2 separate regions of the Mus musculus genome follow, and region 2 is linked to region 1. The links are chromatin loops, found by intact Hi-C in ENCODE. Cell type or tissue: left cerebral cortex. All regions are shown on one strand.

What was found. A loop is a pair of places that touch in the nucleus more often than their neighbours do. Peaks named below come from ENCODE experiments on the same cell type or tissue, not always from the same donor. Only the 100,000 strongest peaks of a DNase experiment are listed, where the experiment ranks them.
Region 2: it touches region 1 in a loop (6-fold over the local background); 15 of 42 quality-filtered maps call a loop at or near these places.

What each region holds. Positions count from the first base shown.
Region 1 is chr4:41,566,720-41,574,719 of GRCm38, reverse strand. It overlaps Fam219a (family with sequence similarity 219, member A), which reads left to right and starts at 5,182. Exons shown (of 6, transcript NM_001159583.2): 1 at 5,182-5,543. The coding sequence starts at 5,484. Dnaic1 (dynein, axonemal, intermediate chain 1) reads right to left here and starts at 4,926. Exons shown (of 20, transcript NM_175138.4): 1 at 4,702-4,926. The coding sequence starts at 4,728. In left cerebral cortex, CTCF peaks have their summits at 3,046 and 4,982; DNase peaks (open chromatin) are centred at 1,021, 5,075, 5,633 and 6,291; H3K4me3 peaks cover 2,813 bases; H3K27ac peaks cover 1,975 bases.
Region 2 is chr4:41,635,902-41,643,901 of GRCm38, reverse strand. It overlaps Dnaic1 (dynein, axonemal, intermediate chain 1), which reads right to left. Exons shown (of 20, transcript NM_175138.4): 20 at 5,744-6,029. The coding sequence ends at 5,931. Enho (energy homeostasis associated) reads left to right here and starts at 3,600. Exons shown (of 2, transcript NM_027147.1): 1 at 3,600-3,988; 2 at 4,901-5,758. The coding sequence starts at 5,060. The coding sequence ends at 5,290. It overlaps Gm12405 (a long non-coding RNA gene), which reads right to left and starts at 927. Exons shown (of 4, transcript XR_001784269.1): 1 at 849-927. In left cerebral cortex, no CTCF peak of the experiment used is centred here; DNase peaks (open chromatin) are centred at 3,555, 4,219 and 4,540; H3K4me3 peaks cover 1,955 bases; H3K27ac peaks cover 1,852 bases.

The DNA.
Region 1 (8,000 bases):
GAGTGAAGACTTGAAGACTTTAAAAAAGCAGGCTTTAAAAAACAGTGAGAGCAAAAAAACAAAAACAAAAACAAAAAACAAAAAGCAACAAAACAAAACAAAAAACAGTGGGAGCCACTGAAGACTTCTGATGGGGGACAGCCTCATTAGACTGGCACTTTGAAAGATTTGGGTTTTTTTTTTGTTGTTGTTGTTTCAAATTACATTTATTTATTCATGTACTTGTGTGTGTGCTCTCGTGCAAGTGTGTGTGTGTGTGTGTGTGTGTGTGTGTGTGTGTGCATGTATGCACTCATGTTTATGGCCACTACATGCTCAGGAGGTCAGAGGACAACCTCTGGAAATTGGTTTCTCCTACCATGTGGGTTCTCATGGTAGAATTCAAGTCTTTGGACTTGATAGCAAGCTCCTTTCTCACATCTCATTGGCCCAGATTTTTGTTTTTTAAAGCAAGGTTTTGCTGTGTGCTAATGCTTGATGAGGGGAAAAATGGTTTTTTGATTTTTGTTTTGTTTTGTTTTGTTTTGTGGATGCTCTGTAGAGAATGACTTCGCAAGGGTGTGGGCAGGTGGGGATGAGTGCTTACAAGGCTTTTGCAGCGTATTGGGTAGAGTAGGTTCATAGACTGGGCTTGGGAGTGGGAGTGGTTTAATTGAGAGAGATTTACAGGGATGAGGTGAAAAGCCTAAGAAGAGGATTCTTGGTTACCTAATGCTCTCTTCTTGCCTTCCCCCCTGCCTGGTCACCTTTCATCTAGATCACTATCTCTGAGAGTGTCACCCCAGGAGGGTTTCTTGTAAGGGCACAAAGTTGAAGTCCCTTTTCTTGGGCTTTTATAAGCAAATGGTGCAAAAATCACAGACTTTTTTTCCCTCCCTTTTAATGATAACCAACTGAGTTATAAAGGGTACTAAAATTTGTTAGTCATAAACTAAAATTAGCTCTTAACTGGAGTTCACAGAAGACTCTAATTTGGTTTTCTACTAAGAAGTCTGGCTGCCAGGCAATGTTTGGCAACGCTGCAAAGCCCCTGCACATAACACACAGTTAGCTGGCATGCTCACCGTTTTTAGGAAGGACGCTTTGTTACTGGGGCACTTACCAGTGATGTTTGGAGCTGGTCATGGTTTATGGTGCCTGGCAGTCATGCATTTTAATTACAAATTATGATTCATGGAGTTTTCATCATGACCGATTTAATGTGGTGTGAGTTATTTGATTAACTCTTGGGGGGGGGGTGGTAAAGGCAAGACAGGCCAGAGGCACCTCCCCGACCTTATTGCCTACTACTTGTCTCCCTTCCTTGCCAATCCAGAACACAAGGAGTGGGCCCCAGCCTCGGGAGTTTACACTTGATATGCCATCCTTCTGGAGGGTCTCCCTCCCTCCTCCCTCCTCCCCCCATCCCAGCCAACCTCCTGCCTTTCCTGAAATCCCTTGCTCTGTTCTCACCTCTGTGAGGCTCTTTCTGAGTTTCTTATTTAATTTATAATCACTTGGCCCACTAAATGCCCAACGACATCACCCTGGTTTGTCTTTCCTCTGGCACCTACTATCTCCTAATGCACCATGCACTTGACTTACTTAGTCCTCTCTTGACAAGTTACCTTCACGTGGAAGATAAGGTCCCTGAGAGCAAGGATTTAATTTGTGTCACTTCTTTCTGTGTCACCAGTGCCTAGGGCAGCACCTGGCACAGAGTAGACAGTCCATCTGCAGTTACTGCATAAGCTGGAGAGGCTACCTCAGGAGGATCTGGTGACCTCTTAGTCTCCTAAGCCACAGATGCACAGAGCCCTGCAGTGAGAGCAGCCACACAGAGACAAACCCAGAAGAACATGTTACACACGCATCTCCTTTTTGCCAGGCCCCACTAAGCTCCCTGCTATGACTCCCATCCCAGGCACATTCTCCTGCCTACCCAACAAACACACTCAGATGAAAACTCCCAAAGATCATGCATTCAGATTAATATTCAACCAACTCCTTTTCATAATTAAATATATGCAAGGTTTTATCCAAGTTACAGAGATCAACAATGAACAAGAATCCAGATTTGATCATTGCTACAACAAAGTTTACGCAGTGGCAGGCATGTCACCCTGTTCTGTTTTCAGAAAGTGGGCTTAGTCTTTTATAGGAAAATATGAATGCTATGTTGAAACTCAACAGACACACAAGAAAGAAAAAGGAAATTTAGGGCAGGGTAAGGTGAAGCAGATGGGGGTAGACAGGAAAGGCCACGAAGCAGGAGCATTTTCAGGGCCTAGAGCAGAAAGCTGTTGTGGATATCTCTCTAGAGGGAGAGAGCATGTCAGAGTGCTGGTGGGAGAGTTTTCACAAAGTTAATGGAAAGGCCTGAAGTAGACTGGGTAGTGATGACAGGGCCATTCAGGGACATCTGGGCCCTATGAACCCAGTTAGACTTTTGAGACTTTGAGGGCACAAGAAAATATTACATAGCATACATAGCAGATCTGGGGAGGTGATTTGGCCATTAAGAGCACACACTGCTCTTGCAGGAGACCGGAGTTTGATCCCCAGGGTCTACTTTGGGTGGCTAACTACCATCTATAATTCTAGCTCCAGAAGTATCTGATGCCTCTGGTCTCAGCAGCCACCTCCTCTCTCTCTCTCTCTCTCTCTCTCTCTCTCTCTCACACACACACACACACACACACACACACACACACACAGAGAGAGAGAGAGAGAGAGAGAGAGACAGAGACAGAGACAGAGACAGAGAGACAGAGAGAGAGAGAGACAGAGACAGGCAGAGAGAGAAGAGAGAACTTCAAAAGCACTAAAAGATCTGTTCATCAGAGTGACAGGAGCAAATAGTTTAAGCTTCTCACCGTCCTGTCCCAATCCTGACCTTTCCTTTCCTTTCCTTTCCTTTCCTTTCCTTTCCTTTCCTTTCCTTTCCTTTCCTTTCCTTTCCTTTCCTTTCCTTTCCTTTCCTTACCAGGATGAGCTTCTAAGTCCCACTGTCCTCCTTCCTCTCCGACGCCTCTCTACTGCCCCCACATGCATGCCTTTCTGCCCTTCAGCCCCAGGAGTAAGGCCTTCACACTTCTGCTCTGTTATAAAGGAAGACAGAGACAATGTCGCAAGCATGCCCCGCTTATCCCACACTTTAGTGCTTAGTATTGATCTAAATTGAATCTCAGGGAGACAAGACCATGATAAGCACAACCTAGCCTTTCCTTACAACACACTAGTATTTATATTGTACTAAAATACCCCTTCCCTCCAGCAGATGTGCCGGGCCCATTGGCCTAGGTTTTCTCGCCTTCCTCTCTGTTGTCACCTCTTTCTGCTTTCAATGTAGCTGTCACTGGTGTTTCGCCTGAGGAGACTGGAGAAACTCATTCTGTTTAAACTATAACCTGCCAGGAAAGCAAATCATCTGTGGTGAGAGAAAGCAGACCAGTGCTGAGGGGGCAGGAGGGAGGGAGACCTCAACTGGACTAAGGCACAGGGAATTTCTTGTAATTGAGGACATATTCTATGTTTTCATTGTATTCGCATAACAATTCTATCAAAACCTGAAGCATACAAAAGGGTCTGTTTTATTATATCTAACTAGCTTGACCTTGGTAATGTCAACTTAAAACAAACTGCCTATAAATTAAGGGTCTGCTGCCTTGAGCACAGAACAAGAGTTTCAAATCACAATTCCGCCTCAACATAAAACCAGGGCATGACCAATAAATACAAGGAGAGACAGCCTCTCAATGCCTACAGAGCTCTAAGACTGATCGGTTCTTCAGCTGTAGATGACACGTGTCAAAGAAGCAGAAGGCACAAAGTTGATATACAAGAACCTCTACCAAAATATGTGAAGTCTTAGATATCATGGGCACAGATTTGCTCTCCAAACCTCAATATACCTAGGCTTAAGTATAGAAAAGCATTTTGTTTGTTTGTTTGTTTGTTTGTTTGTTTTTAAAGTAGATGCTCTGCTAGACGTTAGGAAATAAAAGCAATTTCTATAGGACAGAAAGAGTCATTCTTTTATATCGCAGAATGCTCCTTGAGAACCTGAGACTAGCTTATCATGTGTGGTGATTTGGGGAGTAATTCAACTCTCCTGTGAGAAGGGATAACATATTGCCAGGTGACAGAAACATAACGTTCACAAGGCTAAGTGAATGAGGGTCTTATAAGAAGGAAACTTGTGTTGGAGGGCAGGGAACATGGTTAGAAAAAGGGTCTTTTTTTCTTCCTCTCTGACTTCTTGCTCCAAATTCCTGCACACGATCTGTTCTATTCCGTGTCTCCTGTGCAGTTCTCATGCCCCCTCTCTGAGTTCCCACATGGCAAATGTCCCCACTTACTTAGCTCTGCAGTGACCATGCTGCAGTGTTGAATAAAAAAATCCACTGGGACAAGAATGAGAGGGGAATGAGGAAGGGACTCAGTGGAGTGTTGGGAGATTAAGGGCGAAGACAAGACAAGATGGGTCTGTGAAGAGATGGAAGTAATAAGAAAAAACCAGATTCGGTTAAAAGTAAAATGACTGTGGGTTCAGGAAAATTTGGGAGAGGAGGGCAGGATTTGTGAGAAAGAACAGGAGAATCAGGTCAGTGGGAACACAAACCAGGAGTCACAAGAAAGAGAGGTTGGAGGTCAACAGGAAATAACTGGCGGTTAAGGTCAGAGGTCTTCAGAAGACAGCAGGCCACAGTAAGACATTACCTGCTTACGAATCTGTTTCGAGGGCATTGCCGCAAGAATAGAAAGCACCTCACACCCTGAAAAACCTACAAAACGCTTCCTCTCCTGGGGAGTAGTTTCTCCTTCTTGACCACACACAGGAAGTGCAGACTCTCTTCCACTTCAATTCCCAGTCACCAGGGTTCTTCGGGGACAGCTGACGTTGTGGGTCCTCGCGCCCTTGTAGAACAGCATCAGCTCCTCCCTGACGCGGTTACCCAGCAACCGACAGGCACCGGGTGCGCAGGCGCACCTAGCGCCCCCTCCGGACACGGGGAGGAGGCGGAACTTGGGCGCGCAGGGATCCTCTGGCCCCGCTAAGCCCCGCCTCCGCAGAGAAAGATAAGTCCGCCCTCCGCGCAAGGAGCTCCCGCAAGTGGGAAGGGCTGGGGCACCCAGACACCGCCTTCTCATGAATAATGCAGGATCCGGGCGGTGTCCCGGACCCGGAAGTGGAGTTGCAGAGTCACCGCAGTGGCTGAGCTGCTGACAGGAGGCGGCGGCGGAGGAGGAGGCGAGGCAAGACCTGCGGCTCCGCGGGGCTACTGCCGCGGTAGCTCTAGGCAACCCCACGGAGCTACGCCGGTCTCAGTCATCCCGCGAGCCTCTCGCCGCCTATCCATCCTTCCATCCGCCTATCCGCCCGACCGGTCCAGGGCGGCCTAGTCTGCATAATCTGCCGGGCTTCTGGGGCCGCCGCCCCGCGCGGTCCCATCGGCGTCCCTGGCCGCGCCCGGCCCCTGGCCCGCTCGCCCGCCGGCACCATGATGGAGGAGATCGACCGGTTCCAGGTGCCCACCGCGCACTCGGAGATGCAGCCGCTGGTGAGGGGGCGGGCGGCGGAGAGGCCAGGGCCGGGAGGGGCGCCGCTGGAGGGGAGGGAAGGAACTAGGCCGTGGGGATTGTGCGAGGGGGCGCCATCTGATAAGGTAGAGGGAGTCCTGAAAACGCTTTGCCGGGGGAGGGAGATTTGCAGAGCGAGAAAACCGTGGGAGATTACCAGCGGTGCGAGCGAAGGACCTGAAAGGGCGGAGGGCACGGTCAGCAGATGCAGAACGCCGTCGGATAGGACCAAGGGAGGCACTCTAGTGCACACCTCTAGTGGAGGGCAATTTAGGAGGATGTCACAGAGCATCTTTGGCAGCAAGCCCGGGGGGTCGGATGAGAAAGGCGTTTAGCTCCCCGAGGCCTGTGATGCTCAGGGCGAGGGAGGAGGCCAGCAGATCAGTCTAAGGAGGAAAGGAAATAGGCCTTTAGAAAAGGAGAGGCCTGCCCGCCGGTCCTTTAGATAAATATAGCAAAGCTGAGCAGGAACCAGGCCTTGATGGGGGCAGAGGTTCATTGCAGAACCTGGGAATTTCCTTCCTCTCGAGAGAGGAGCCCCATTTCGATCTGGGGGCATCGGGAAGGGGAAGAGTTTGCGGTGGCGAGATGGAGACTCAAGGGTGTCCATGGGAAGGTATCTCCAGGATAAGAGGTGGAGCTGTGCTGAAGTGGGCCGTGCCGACCGGTTCGGAATTCGGAAGAGCCCCTATCATCTTAGGCCTACGTGTTTGGAGTCTTTGCTGGGCGGGGATCCTGCCTCCGGTCCGTGGTCCTGGAGTCAGGCAGGAATGATGTCATCGATGCCGGCGCCGAGGGGATGGAAGGGGGAGGGCGATGCCAGTTTATGGAGGCATGGCCTAAAGAAGAAGGTGCCTCCTGGCCATTGCCCTGAGGCTACCTGACTGTCATTGCTGTCAGCATATGGGTAGGAAAGTCAGAGGCCTAGCCAGCTGGCCTAGAGAATAGAGAGGAAAGAATGTAGAGGCCATGTTCATTGCTTAACCCACCTTGGGGCCTGTGCTAGTAAGATCTAAAACGAGGCGTGATAGGCCAGGAACCAATAGGTAATGGATGCCTTGCTCTCTGCTGGAGCCAACCTGTGCTCTCCAACTCCTGAAGCTTGAGGGCTCCCCACGTCTCTTCCCTCTGTGTTAGTCAGGGTGGCCCAGAATAGCTTCTTCCCTTGGGCCTTCGGCTCCCAAACTGACAGGTAGGCTTTGTGGTTTCCTAGGTAAGGAACCCGCCTGTTACAGTAGCCAAGGTGAACCACAGTGGGAAGTATGACAATCTCCGTTTGCTGGATAATCAATTGCCGTGCAGCTGGAGACAAGTGTCTTCTACGGTTTGTGACGCTGAAACAGATGGGCTTTGTACAGTGTTAAACTGAGAGATGCTGCAGGACTTTTCCCTACCTTGATGTCACTGCCGGATTCTTTGGGAACCGGAAAATCTCCAGGGAACAGTTGGTTCTGTGGATGTAAAGAAGGCCCTTGGGCTGAGTTAGAACTTAGTAGGCTCCCTACCCAGCTAACCTTGTTTTCAAACTAGGATGCCCTTCCAGTTCTAAGCTGATCCTGTGTGGGTGGGTGGATGAAAGGGGTGGAGGTCCTAGTAAGTCTAGGAGAGGAGGTAGTTCTTGTTTCTTATCTGAGGATTCCAAGATAATAGCTATCCAAGGGCAGAGAAGAAAGAATCAAGCCATCAGGATTGTGCAGTTGTTTTTGGTTCTGTTATTTTCTGGTATTCTTTCTTAACCCTGGGTAGAAGACTCTGGGGCTGTTTAGAGACGTTTGTGGTGAGAAGATGCTTATTAGAATAGCTGTAACTGCCCCTTTCTGAAGGCTAAAGCAATCTGCAAGAGAATGCTGTGCCAAGGCCGAGGGAATCTTAAAGAAATCTTAAAGAAATAACAATATAGTCTCTCACACTTGGGGGGTCAAAGACAGTACGCTGTTTCTTGACTCTGTTCCCATATTGGAGTCTAGAGACACGCCCACTCCCCAACCCCAAACTCCTTAAGTGTTCTTTATTCTGTTGAGAACAGGATGAATCTAGTGTAGCATTTCCACAAGGGCATTCATGCGGGTCATAAGGAATCAAGATGCACACCACAGAGGTAGAAGGCAGAATGGCTCTGTAGGCGTGTTTGGGGAAAGACCATCAAAACTAGGGACTCAGGCTCAGATTCACCTGCGATCTCTTCTACTTCTTGCTATTATTTATGGAGACCTCTAGGAAGTCTCTATTCATTCACCATTTAAACTATAGTTCCCAATTCTCCCTTCCAAAGAATAGCATGAAGCCTGATATATTGACTCAGAGCATTGACTTACCAAATACTTAGCATCTACTCTGTCCCAGATACTACACAAGATACCAGAAGCACAGCTGTTAGCAACGTAAGTTCAGATGGGGCCCTGACCTGCTGGAGCACACGGTTCAGTCAAAGTTTACTT
Region 2 (8,000 bases), 69 kb before region 1:
TTAGTCCCAGTGCTCAGGAGGCAGAGGCAAGCCCATCTCTGTGAGCTTGAGGCCAGCCTGGTCTACAGAGCAAGTTCCAGGACAGTCAGGGCTACACAAAGAGAAACTCTGTCTTTTTTTTTGGTGGTGGGGGGGGGGGTTGAGACAGGGTTTCTCTGTATAACCCTGGGACTAAAAGCATGTGTAGACCAGGCTGGCCTCGAACTCAGAAATCTGCCTGCCTCTGCCTCCCAAGTGCTGGGATTAAAGGCCTGTGCCCCCACGCGCCCGGCAGAAACTCTGTCTTGAAAGACAACAACAAACAAAAGATTCTAGCTTTGAGTTGCCTTTGGCAGGGTACTTTATCATCCCAACAGGAAGTAACTAAGAAGGTGAGCTTCCCGTTGCTGTAACACTTGAGATATTTAACATTTATTTGTTTATCTATTTTCTTAATTGTCTCTTGAGACGGGGTCTCATTATGTATCTCTGGCTGTCTTGGAATTCACTCTATAGACCAGACTAGCCTTGAACTCATAGAGATCTGCCTGCCTCTGCCTCTGCCTCCCAAGTGCTAGGATTAAAGCCCTGAGCCCCATGCCCTGCCAATACCCAACTTTTAAATAGGAGAGGGAAAAAGGGGCTGGCAAGATGGCTCAGTGGGTAGCAAATGTTTTTGCTACCATGCCTGATGATCTGACTTCCATCTCGAGCACCCAGCTATGGACCATGAGAACCAACTCCTGAAAGTTGTCTTTTAACCTCAACACCTGAACATGTACATACATACATACATACATACATACATCATACATACATTCATAAGTGTAATAAAAACTTTTAAAGTAAAAAGGTTTATTTTAGCTCACAGCTTTTTTGGTGTCATGACTTCCTGACTTGTGGCAAGGTAGCACTTCAAGACAGGAAGAGAGGAAAGCCAGCTTGCTTCTGCCAGACAAGAAAAAACAGAAGAAGAGATTTAAGCCCTCCAGCCCCTTCCAGCAGCACCCCCCCACAGTGGCCCAACACTCCCCACTGGGCCCTGCTTCTTGAAGTTCCTACCACCTCTTAACAATGCCAAACTGGGGACCCAGCCCTTTGGGACACATTCTAGATCTAAACTCTAGCAGTTTGTGAGGCTTTGTCTGGCAGACAACGGGCAGATAATATTGACTACTCGCCATTCTGCTGCTCCTGCGCTGGGCTTCTGGAAGTCCTGCATCCCACTCCATGGTGTTCTCATGTGGGTCCTGCTAACCGTTTGGCTCCCGTGGCTCGAGCACTTGTTGAGTCGTCCAAAGTTAAACACATCTGAGTACTTTCTGAGAGGAATCTCAGACTGTATCCTAAAAGAAGTGGCAGCGACAGCAGGGGCCGCTCCACCAGTCTGTCCATGACCACCTGGAGTCTAGGTCCTAGACAATAAGATTTTAATGTCTGGAATTGTTTGAAGTCTTCTTTTCACCATGTGGACCAGGCGAAGATTGTGGACCATATGAGAGTGGGGCGACCAGGGCGTGTGGCAGCTCTAATGTTTCGGCCAGTTCTGACTCCTTAAGAGAGCTCACCTACTTTTCCGACTTAACTCTCACCCTGTTGCAAAAACTAATCGGAACCGGACCTCATTCCTGAACCTTGGAGCTGCTTGTCCGTGTCTGCTAAACAGCTCTACTAAAGCATTCTACCTCAAATTTGACATCTCCAAACATTACGGCCTTAGTTCTTTGCTGAAACTTATGTTTAAATTATATTTGTCTAGTGGGGACAGCTGTGTGCTACAGGGTGTAGCGTGGAGGACAGGGAACAGCTTGGTGGAGTTGTGTCTTGCCTTCCTTCCACCATCATGATTCCAGGGATTGAACTCAGGTCATCAGACGTGGTGACAAGTGGTTATCATGGTTGAAGCATCTCAGCATCCCCTCTTCTGGGCTCTTTATCACGGGGCATTGCCTCACAGTGCTGCAGCTGGTAACCAGTTACCCCAGAATGTCCTCTTCTTACTTGCCCTGCCTTCTGAGTTCTGCCTACTGATGTACCTCAATACCCCAGTGTGTTTCTGCTCTGTCAAGGATGTATTTTTACTCCCTCATCATTGTGAAAGGTAGGAGTATCTTTCACTCTCAAATGCTTTTAAAACTCCTTTCCACCCAATGGCCCAAATCATCCTTCTAATTTCTGGCTATGATCACATCACTCCGATGATGCTCAAAATTCTTCAGTGACTCCCCACTGTTTCCAGGATGAAATCTGAACCCCTGCGGCTAGGTCACAAATTCACTGGCATTATACTCAGATGTGCGACCATATGTCTCTCTCTTTCCTATAACTGATCTGATCCCTCTCACAATACCCCCACCCTGCTGGGTAACAGGGGGGAACTAAAATTAATCCATCCTGACAAACTCCACGGGGTCCGTAGTTTATTTTAGACAGCCTCTAACACAGCAGCTTCAGATGATTCAGCCCTTGAGATGGCTTTACACTCCCCTTTCTCCTTTTCTTGGAAGGAGGAGCCCTGCCCCTTAGCCACCTGGTCTTGGCTTGTCAGCTGACATTTGCTGAGATGTGGTTGGTATGGTATAAATGAATTAGTGAGAACCTAAGAAGTAGCTATTACTATGACAGTTTTATTGAGAAGAAAGCTTCGTTTAAGAGAGTTAGAAAGTGGAACCAGGAACCAACACCACTGTGACTCCAGTATGCATTTTGCTGTGAGTATAGTATTCTGAGGGAAGTTAAGGCTGGATGTGGGGCCATGGGTCTCTGACTGTCCATGGACAATATGTGATAGAAGCCACACACAAGTACACTTAAGAATCACTAAAGGGCCAGAAATGTAGCTCCTTGCATGTGTGAGCCCTGCTACTTAAGGGTCTGAGAGGGGAAGGCCTACTTGACTGCTCCTGTCCAAGCTACCTTGGTCTCAGAACTGTTAGGATGGAGAGTCAGGCCATCCATGCCGTCTGGATCTAGTTCAGCCAGAGCTGGGCCATTCTTCAGGTGTCTCAAGTTCCCTCCAGCAAGCCATGCACAACCCTGTGACCAACACTGGGTGAGAAATCAGTAAAACGCAACAAAGGTCATGAATTCCCAGAGATCACACTGTTATTAGGACTAGGGGCAATCTACAGGCGCTGTAAAGTGGACATGAGGTACTCTACACTCTACTGGGAGAGGGATATGTAGAAAGATGATAGGTGAGGAGGGTCAGGTGTGGAGGCACATGGACTTTCTCAGATAATAGAAACAGACTTCTCTCAGATATGGAGGGGTGGACGCTTCACATGTGGGGGTGCATTCCAGGTGTGGAAGATGCAAGAAATCCCTGCAAAAAGGTGGGCTGACCCTTCACCTTTTCAAGGGATGGATCAAAACAAAGTGGCCCCTATATACCCCTCCTCTCACCCTTCCCAAGCCCCTCCCTCCTTCTCTCCTGCACCAGGATGGTCGTGTCCCACCCCAGAGCACAACCAATGGCGCGGGAACTTGGCCCGGACAGCCAATTGAACGGCGGCAGCGGCACAGAGATGGCTCCTCCCCCAAAGGGCCGCAGGCCGCTGGCCACTCACGAGGCGGGGCTCTCCGCTGTTTTTTGCTGCCCGCCGAGCTCAGCCGAGCTCAGCCGACTCCCTCCCGCCGTAGCCGAGCCCAGCCGAACGCAGCCGAGCCCAGCCGAACTCCTCGACGCTCCTGCCGCCGCCGCCCGAGTGCTGCCGAGCGAGAGAGCGAGCGAGCGAGCGAGCTAGCGGCCCCGGCCGCGGAGGAGGCGCCGCCCCAGGGGGAGGAGGTGCCCGCTCTCCGCAGACCGCCCGCGGCAGAGGCCGGCCCGGTCGCGCCCCGGCGGGAGCGGCCGGCGGAGGCTGCGCGGCCCAGGGGGAGGGCCCGGGGAGTGGACGTCGCCCCTGCCCGCCTCTCGCCGCCCCCCGCCCGCAGGCTCTGGAGCCTCAGTCGGCGCTGAGCATCCCGTTGTCCCGGACCCTCTCGCGGGCGCGCACCGGGCTCAACTCAGGTAAGGGGGGCTCCCCTACGGGCAGAGGGTCGAAAAACAGAGATCTTGGACGAGTATAAAGAGGCAGTGACCCACACAGAGACAGAGAGACACACAGCTTGGAGGAGAGATAGACACAAAGGCAGAGACACATGCAAGACGCACAGAACCACCGATACCGACCCCATGGAGACCTGTCCCCGAGGGCAAAGGGACATGCAGTCGTGAAAAGAGACAGTGATACACAGAGAGACTGGTAGAGAAATGAGACTCAAGACACTCAGAGATAGGGACACAGAGAGACAGGCAGCCACACACCTTCAAAGAGGTGTGTTTGCAGAGGCAAGGATGCAGATCCAGCGAGAGACAGAGGGACAGGAAGATGTACGTTCAGACACACACCTGATCCAGAGAGGCAAAGTCCCAGGGAAAGGTACACCTAGGCACACAGCCTTGGGTATACAGAACCCACACGTTCCTGCCAGAGCCTCCACAAAGTTCCCTCTGTGTGAGCTGGCACCTCTGCAGGTCTCCTGGACTGGCTGACTGCAGCCCTCAGAAAGGAGAGGATGCCCTAGCCACTACAATCATGGTCATAATCTTCCTCCTGGGCCTTAAGCCACCTCAGTCCCGCCCACCAACAGCACATCTGAAGGGCTAGAAGCATGGTGGGCAGGGCTAGGCTGTACCCACCAGTTCCGAGGAGAATGAGAAAGAGGCTGCCTGCCTACTATAGCTTCCCCACTCTGGCTGCACCACAGCACCCAGGGGCTCAGAGCCAGGCCTGAGGGCGGAGGTGCTGGCTTTGTGGGGTACCTGAGACTGCTGGGACTCACTGCTCTCTGCCTGAGGCCAAAGATGGAAGCTGTCCCCCTAGGCTTCAGCCCACTTCTTCCTCCTCACCTCCGTCTACTTTCCTCTGTACTTCCTCAGGCCCAGGACTGCAGGTGGGCATCTTCCCTGCCAAGAAGTCGCTGTGTGTGGACAGGACAGCCACCTTGGATGGTTGGCCACCCCAGAGTTGTGCCTCGGCATGGGCCTTGCCGCTGAGGCAGCTCCACTGTCTGCGCTGGCCTGAGGGTGCTGTCTGTCATGGGGGCAGCCATCTCCCAAGGGGCTCTCATCGCCATCGTCTGCAATGGCCTCGTAGGCTTCTTGCTGCTACTGCTCTGGGTCATTCTCTGCTGGGCCTGCCATTCTCGATCTGCTGACGTCGATTCTCTCTCGGAATCCAGTCCCAACTCCAGCCCTGGCCCCTGTCCTGAGAAGGCGCCACCACCCCAGAAGCCCAGCCATGAAGGCAGCTACCTGCTGCAGCCCTGAAGGGCTCTGGCCTAGCCTGGAGTCCTGGACCTGAGTATACCTGAGTCAGAGCGTGGAATCGGATCCAAGAAGTCAGTCGGCCTGGGGTCCAGTCGATTTGACACTGGACCCAGCAGCCTAGATTGTAGCCAGCCTGGCTCCAAGAGAGGCCTGAGTGGCCCTAGAGAGAAAGGCCTGGAGGGGGGGTTAGGAGTTGGTGCTAGGGCCAGGGCCATCTGGACTCTGCTCCATCCCAAGGGCCAAGGGCTGAGTCCATGCCTTCCCTAGGCTCAGCACATCTGGGCTCCCTAGGTTGGGGAGCAAACGGGAACCCCATGGCAATAATGGGAGGGTGTCCAGGCTGGGCCCCTTCTCTGGTCCTCCCACTGTTTGTTGGGTAATAAATGGAACTATGGCTTGCCCCGAGATTTCTTTTTTTAGGGGCTGTGTGGTAGAACAGAAAACAAATAAAGGTAGGAGGTGAGTGTCCAGCTGGCCTTTATTTGTGCAAAGAGGGTATAATGGAGGCTGAGGGCCATGGAGAAAGGTGGCATGCCCTTAAGAGCCAGAATGAGAAAAGCAAATACTGGGATTGGTCAGGGTGAGGCACGTCCTTGCTTGTATTGGGTTCAGAACACGGAGCAGGGTCTGGGCCAGACTCTCAGGTTTTGGTTTTTACTTCCCTCACGAGGTTTAGCAGTTTGTCCAATTTTGCGATCTCCACAGCTGGCCCCTTCTGCACTTCCTGCCCCTTCTTCTCCTGAAAAGAGGGTGAACACCAGTGGGAACAGGTACAGAGTACTGCTGCTTTGGGGGAGCTGCCACAGGCTCTCCCTCCCAACCTGCTGTTCCCTGGCCGTCCCCTGCCCAGTAAATATCTGCGCCCTACTGCGGGTTAGGTGACTCGGGCCCAGGTGAGGGTCGGTGAGGAGGCTCCAACGCCATCTCTGCAGCCAAGCAAGAATCAAGCACTAGGTGCAGGAAGGAGTGGGGAAAGGCGCTTATCCCCAGTCCCTCAGAGGTCGCCATCACAGCTAAAGGCTCTGGGGAGAGGCAGGAGCTGCATGTTAGGATCACTCAGGATGGGTCCGGTAGGGAGGGGAGAGATGTGTGCTACTGGGAGAGAGAGTAGTGTGGACATGGCCACAGGTGTCCTCACACCTTCAGGTTAGGGTTCGGGAGGGGTGCCAGACTTGATGTGTCATGTAACCAGAACAAACAGGGGAAAGTACACAGGATTTTCTGTGACGCCATGTGCTGGGGACTATCTCTTAGACCCTTGCTCCCACCTGCAAAGCATTCTAGTGTTTCCATTGATAAGTTGGGCCCTGAGAAAATGGAATTTTGGACACAGGTACGTTTGGCCCACAGGCCTTACAATTCGGAGGCAGGCCACATCAGTCAAAGTCTAGCTACTGTCCAGCCAGTGAGATATGGGCTGTGCTGAGACAGGCTGGGCAGCTGCCATCTGCTCCCTTCCCCCTGTTCTCTGCCACCTGTGCCCACTGCTTTCTGGCACCTGCCCCAGCTACACCTGCTGGGGTATAAGGTAAGGGGAGGGTGCAGAGCCAGTGGGCCCAGTCTAGCTGCTGCTACTCAGTGGAGCTCCAGTTTCCTCTGGCCTTGAGCCCTTCCCCTGCTCCCAGGGCTGCTCCACTCCTGCAGCCTTTGCCTCTACCCAGCTTACAGCTCCAGTCGGAGAGGCACAGGAGAGTCATCGTTTCCTCTCTCCCCATTTTCTCTCCGTAATTAAGCCATTTCTCAGCTTTACCCTGTCCCTCGGAACTTAAAGAGACCTGATTTTTACTTCCACTGCTGTCATTAGCTTCCCATAAGGCTGGACAAGTCCCTTGGCTTTCTGAGCCTCATTTCCCCATCTGTACATGAGGAAGGGAAAGATGGTTTTTGACTTCTGACAGTATTGGGGGAAGTTCACTGGGAGAGAGGTCTGAGCGTCTGAGGTAAGTCCTCTTGGGAAGGGCAGGAAATCTGCAGCTCCCGGAGGGAGGACTGTAGGGATGTCCAGAGGACTTCCTTTGGTATGAATCACTTGACTGCTGACAGGGTCAGACGGCAGTCTCACAGGAACTTCTAATCCTCCCAAGAACTAGCCCCAAACTGTCCTTGCTCAGATCCTTGGCGATTTAGGTTTCCAGATTCCCAGAGTTCCACAGCTGACCCTTGCTGTGTGAGGAGATGGAACTGTGATAAATCTTGCCTCCCAGCATAGCGCTGGGTAGGACGTTCATATCTACCACGCTCATGGAGTCAGGGCTATGCCTCCCTCCCAAGAGTGGTCATCACCCTCCCAGGGGGGCTGTCCACTCTGCCATCTTAAGCCTGCCCCTCATTAAATTAAGAACAGATTTTATCTGTTCCACAAAATTTGCTGCTGCCTTTCTTCCTCCTGAGGCCAAGGAGCTGGGCTCAGCAAAGAGATTTAGACCATGCCTGACTTCCCCCAACCCCCAAAGCCCACCACAGCCTGTGGGCCACAGCTGCAGGCGCTTAGCAGCCTTCTGAGTATTTATAGCCAAGTCCACCCCCTCCCCCAGCTGGCTACAATTACAGGGCCATCCACACTTCTAGCCTGTGCCTCCCTGGCCATGGTGGAGAATAGTCTATGCCAGTGTCCAAAGGATGGGGCACAGTCCCTGGCTGGGTAGGGACACTTGGGGGAAAAGAATGTAGCTGGACAAGACAAGCCCCAGTCCCTACCCCGAACTGCTGT